2 separate regions of the Homo sapiens genome follow, and region 2 is linked to region 1. Evidence: chromatin loops called from intact Hi-C (ENCODE). Cell type or tissue: PC-9. All regions are shown on one strand. Links, peaks and the distances in the headings refer to the core of each region. The heading gives the core; the rest is flanking DNA.

The links. Hi-C counts contacts between places; a loop is a spot of excess contacts. Peaks named below come from ENCODE experiments on the same cell type or tissue, not always from the same donor. Only the 100,000 strongest peaks of a DNase experiment are listed, where the experiment ranks them.
Region 2: a loop joins it to region 1, with 5 times the contacts of the local background. A loop is called at or near these places in 2 of 110 quality-filtered maps.

Annotation. Positions count from the first base shown.
Region 1 is chr12:12,080,618-12,083,526 of GRCh38, forward strand. All of the region lies in intron 2 of BCL2L14 (BCL2 like 14), which reads left to right. Among named protein-coding and RNA genes, the nearest start is that of BCL2L14, 11 kb to the left of the region's middle. RefSeq lists a silencer at 1,218-1,512. In PC-9, for the core only: a CTCF peak has its summit at 1,317; no DNase peak of the experiment used is centred there.
Region 2 is chr12:12,375,144-12,378,052 of GRCh38, forward strand. The region is part of intron 2 of BORCS5 (BLOC-1 related complex subunit 5); the gene reads left to right. Among named protein-coding and RNA genes, the nearest start is that of BORCS5, 20 kb to the left of the region's middle. In PC-9, for the core only: CTCF peaks have their summits at 1,670 (motif pointing right) and 1,869; a DNase peak (open chromatin) is centred at 1,698.

The DNA of each region.
Region 1 (2,909 bases), core at 308-2,807:
TCAAAAAAAAAAAAAAAAAAGAACGAGCCCTAACCAGGGGCTTGCTTGGGCTGCCTGGGCCGCTGCTCTTCCTAAGTCAACTCATTCGCTCAGGGCCTCTGTGTTTCCATCTGTACATTGGGTACCCCACTCTCTCCACCTCGTATGGTTGATGGGAAGATCAGAGAGCAAGAGTAAAAGGACTCTTGACAAAGTACAAACCATCCTACAAAAACAACTGAGAAGCATTTAGACAAAATCTTCCCTCAGTTGGACAAAATTAATTGTACTTAATGAAACATTTTCACCAGGCACTGAGGCTCATACCTGTAATCCCAGCACTTTGGGAGGCCAAGGTGGGTGGATCGGTTGAGCTCAGGAGTTCAAGACCAGCCTTAGCAACATGGCAAAACCCTGTCTCTACCAAAAAATACAAAAAAATTAGTCAGACATGGTGGTGCACGCCTGTGGTCCTGGCTACTCGGGAGGCTGAGGTGGGAGGATGGCTTGAGCCTGGGAAGTAGAGGTTGCAGTGAGCCAAGATGATGCCACTGCACTCCAGCCTGGGTGACAGAGTGAGAGCCCATCACGTCGATACTCTCAGCACTGTGGGAAACCAAGGCAGGAGGATCACTTGACACCAAGAGTTTGAGATCAGCCTGGCATCATAGCAAGACCCTGTCTCCATTAAAAAATTAAAATAAAAAAATTAGCGAGGCATGGTGGCACATGCCTGTTGTCCCAGCTACTATGGAGGCTGAGGTGGAAGGATCACTTGAGCTCAGGAGGTCAAGGCTGCAGTGAGCGAAGATCACATCACTGCACCCCAGCTCTGGGTGACATAATGAGACTCTGTCTCCAAAAAAAAAAAAAAAAAGACAGTTGCCCTTCATGCGCACACCTTGGCATAAGCATCTTCTTCCCCTTCAACAAAGCCCAGTGCCCAAAGCCCAGATTTTTTTTTTTTTTTTAAGGTGTTTTAGATGGAGTCTTGCTCTGTCGCCCAGGCTGGAGTGCTGTGGTGTAATCTCGGCTCACTGCAAGCTCCGCCTCCCAGGTTCAAGCAATTCTCCTGCCTCAGCCTCCTGAGTAGCTGGGATCACAGGCGCGCACCACCAGGCCTGGCTAATTTTTGTATTTTTAGTAGAGACAGCGTTTCACCATGTTGGTCAGGCTGGCCTCGAACTCCTGACCTCGTGATCTGCCCACCTTGGGCTCCCGAAGTGCTGGGATTACAAGTGTGAGCCACTGCACCCAGCCGCAAAGCCAGATTTTAAAAGAAAGGCCCCCTCCTGCTGAGTTTCATTGGCCTGGGTAACTTGTCAATAATTAGTCAAGAGGTGGCAGTAATGTCTCAGTTTTTAAATGTGACAGTCCTGGCTTGCTTGGAGAATCAGCCCACTCATAGACAGCTTTAGATCACTCACTATGATCAAGGAAACTCCCTTTTCCCATTAGAGTTTCAGATGTTTAGAACAGTGGGAGTTATGGTCAGGATCATCTGAGGGAACCTCATGGCACAGACAGGATGAGGAAATGGGAGTCCCACAAAAAGGGCTTACCAAGGAAACATCCAGGAAGTAGCAGAGCCTGGACTCACCAGAAGTCCAGGCCTCTCCCTAGACTTGTTTCATTTTTACAGCAAGGCATCTGCTCTCTGAACTCTGCCCAGCTAGGGCAGGTCTAGGGCAAGAGGGAGCGGCCCCCTGTGGTCCTTCCCTCCACATCTGCCTCCCCACCCCTCAGCTGCCCTCACCCAGCCATGGCTTCTTCTGCCGGGGGTGGCATCTGGGCTCTGGGGCAAAGAACAGTTTGGAGGCACCTAAATAGGCTTTTCTACTTGGCCTGTACTGTGGACTTTGCCAGCAGACAGAGAAAGCTTTTACAGACCTTAGTCTTCTGGTTTTTCCTGAGATAAATTGCATTCTGTATTTCAGTATTTACTGGAGTGTCATTTGACATTTTTTTTATTTTCTAAAATTTCAAGAGAAGCTTTTATTTCTTTTTTCAGTAGGGAAAGAAAACTTTTATGTGAGATTGAGAATTAAAGATTACATTCAAAAACACTTAGGTGATGTGTTAATGTGCTGAATAGCTGAATAGTACCTATGGCTGAATAATATTCTCCATAAAAAATGAAAAATGATTACCTCCTAAGAAGGCTTTAAACACATATTTACAGCTTATCTTCCCTTATCACCTTTCTCCTCACGCTTGCATTTAGTCAGTTAATTGTGTGTTTTTTACTTGTGTTACTTGTGTCGGTTTTACATTGAGCGTGATCCAAGAGAGCCTCACATTCTATTTCTATTTTGCCACATACAAATCAGGCCTTGCAAATTTGGTTTCTCCTGGGTTCTTTTTTGTTTGTTTGTTTGTTGTTTTTGAGACAGAGTCTTGCTCTGTCACCCAGGCTGGAGTGCAGTGGCCTGATCTCGGCTCACTGCAACCTCTGCCTCCTGGGTTCACACCATTCTCCTGCCTCAGCCTCCCGAGTAGCTGGGACTACGGGCGCCCACCACCACGCCCGGCTAATTTTTTGTATTTTTAGTAGAGACAGGGTTTCATCGTGTTAGCCAGGATGGTCTCGATCTCCTGGCCTCGTGATCTGTCCGCCTCAGCCTCCCAAAGTGCTGGGATTACAGGCGTGAGCCACCGTGCCTGGCCTCACCTGGGTTATTTTAACTGTAAGTCACTATGTAGCCTTGTACAGCCACTGCCAGGCCTCAGTACCGGGCTTACATGGGAACTGTGAGATTATGTCCCAAGACCAAACTCTGTTAGGAAGAGGCCTCAGGATGCAGAGAAATGGACAATAACACCAGTTTTAAAGACTACCAACCCAGGCTCTTTCACTTGTGAATCTTTTGTTTCTCCATAGCTACGATTTGCTCACGTGGAATGTTATAGTTAAGGTGAGGTTCAGCGAT
Region 2 (2,909 bases), core at 171-2,670, 290 kb after region 1:
TGATATTACAGGTGCCTGCCACCATGCCCGGCTAATTTTTGTATTTTTTTATAGAGACAATGTTTTACCATGTTGGCCAAGCTGGTCTCAAATTCCTGACCTCAGGTGATCCATCCGCCTCGGCCTCCCAAAGTGCTGGGATTATAGGCGTGAGCCACTGTGTCCGGCCTGTAGAGGAATCTTAAAACTGTCATAGTTGGCCTGGTGCAGTGGCTGATGCCTGTGATCATAGCACTTTGGAAAGCTGAGGCAGGAGGATTGCTTGAGGCCAGGAGTTTGAGACCAGCCTGGGCAACATAGACCTCATTTCTACAAAAAATTTGAAAATTAGCTGGTCATGGTGGCATGTGCTGGTAATCCCAGCTACTTAGGAGGCTGAGATGGGAAGCTCTCTTGATTCCAGGAGTTTGAGGCTCAGTGAGCTCCAGTCATACCACGGCACTCCAGCATGGGCAACAGAGTGAGACCCTGTCTCTGAAACAACAGCAACAACACAGTCATAGGTATTTAATAACGTTTAAATATTTTTTCCATCAAAATTCAGTTTCACAGAAAGCCAGTGAAATGCAAAGTGACATTTTAAAGAATGCACTTGGATAGATAATCATTTGCTTCTACCAACTGGTGAAAATCATCAGCAAAAGTTAGTAATCATGGTTTTTTTTGTTTGTTGTTGTTGTTGTTTTTGAGATGGAGTCCAGCCCAGGCTGGAGTGCAATGGTGCAATCTCAGCTCGCTGCAACCTCTGCCTCCTGGGTTCAAGTGATTCTCCTGCCTCAGCCTCCCGAGTAGCTGGGATTCTAGGCGTCCACCACCGCGCACAGCTAATTTCTGTATTTTTAGTGGAGATGGGGTTTCGCCATGTTGGCCAGGCTGGTCTCAAACTCCTGACCTCATGATCCGCCCACCTCGGCCTCCCAAAGTGTTGGGATTACAGGTGTGAGCCACCATGCCTGGTCTGTAATCCTGTCTCTAAACATTTTTAGCAGTATATGAAAGTGTCAGTAAGTAAATATTTATGAACAAAAAGTCTGTTTTGATTTGCAGGATTTTCGGAACAGGTGACAATTGGGATTGCTTTGCTCTTCAGTCTTTTTTTTTTTTTTTTGAGACAGAGTCTCACTCTGTTGCCCAGGCTGGAGTGCAGTGGCACCATCTCAGCTCACTGCAAGCTCTGCCTCCTGGGTTCACGCCATTCTCCTGCCTCAGCCTCCTGAGTAGCTGGGACTACAGGCGCCCGCCACCACGCCCGGCTAATTTTTTGTATTTTTAGTAGAGAGGGGGTTTCACAGTGTTAGCCAGGATAGTCTCTATCTCCTGACCTCGTGATCCACCTGCCTCGGCCTCCCAAAGTGCTGGGATTACAGGCGTGAGCCACTGCACCTGGCCTGCTCTTCAATCTTTTTTAATTGAGGGCTTTTCTCTAACTTAAAGAATCAGTATCTTTTTATTTCAGTAAATCTTATGTTATGTCAAAATTAATTTTTCTCAGCCATAGGAGAAGGAAAAAATAAATCCAACAGAGAGTTAACAGTTACATAGGCCAAAGGCAAATTAATAATAAATGCCATAGGTCTTTCTCATATTTTGCCATTTTTAAAATAAGATGGCCTTCCTTTAGTGTAGTAATTAAATTTATAGCAGTCCTGTGTTTAACAACACTTTTACCACTAGATGTCACTAGACTAAAACAATTGGTAAGCTTGTTGAAACTGCTGCAACCTGGTGCAGTCTTTTCAAAGGCCTTTGGTTAATAAGGCTTCCTCTGTAGCACCTGCATTTCTCATAAAACTAAGTCACAGCTTGCTTCAAGCACAAGCTGATTGGGAAATATACATGTTCTGTGACACGTTAGTAATCTAGAATTACTTATTTTAGTGTTTATCAGGACAGAAAAGGACAAATCTTACTACCGGAGGAAACTTTTTAGTGACCTTAATTTTTTGGAGAGAAAACGATTTTCAGTCTATCTCTGTACTCAGAGAAGCATTTATCGTCACACCTCAGGTTTCTCAAGAGTTGAGATTTTGTCCTTTTTTTTTTTTTTTTCTCGAGACGGAGTCTTGCTCTGTTGCCCAGGCTGGAGTGCAGTGGTGTGATCTTGGCTCACTGCAAGCCCCGCCCCGCCAGGCTCAAGCAATTCTTCTGCCTCGGCCTCCCGAGTAGTTGGGACTACAGGCGCGCACCACCATGCCTGGCTAATTTTGTGTATTTTTAGTAGAGATGGTTTTCACCATGTTGGCCAGGCTGGTCTCAAACTCCTGACCTCAGGTGGTCTGTCTGCCTCAGCCTCCCAAAGTCCTGAGATTACAGGCATGAGCTACCATGCCCAGCCAAGAGTTGGGATTTTGTCTTAGACATCGTGGATTTCTTAGGGCCCAGCACAAAGCTTGGCACTTGGTAGGTACTCAGTAAATGCAATTAAGCATTAGGGTAGTATACTAGATGTCATGGGGGAAAAGATAGCTCACAGGTCCTCTGCTCTCAAGAAGTCTCATTTGGGAGATAATACATGCCCACAGCACAGGGTATTGTATGTAAACCAAATGAGTAGTGCATTCACTAGCTTCTGTAGTATTTCAGGGGATCAGTAGCTCTTGAGAGCTAGCGGTAGTGATCAAAGGTGTCCTTAAGAGAAAGCATATTTAGAGATGCAAAAGTAGGACAGTTACAAGTGAAGAAAGCAATGAGCCAAGGTTTAAGGATAGGAAAATGCAGGCAGTAAAGATTTAGAAAGATAAAAACTCAAGGGCCCTGAATTTAAAGCATACATTTAGGTTTAATATTTTTTAGGGATATTGGAGGGGACATTGAAGGATATTGGTGTGGGAAAATAATATGTTGCATGATAGTTTGTAATTTACAAAACAATAGCACTTGAAGAAGAATGAATTAAAGATGATTGCTCT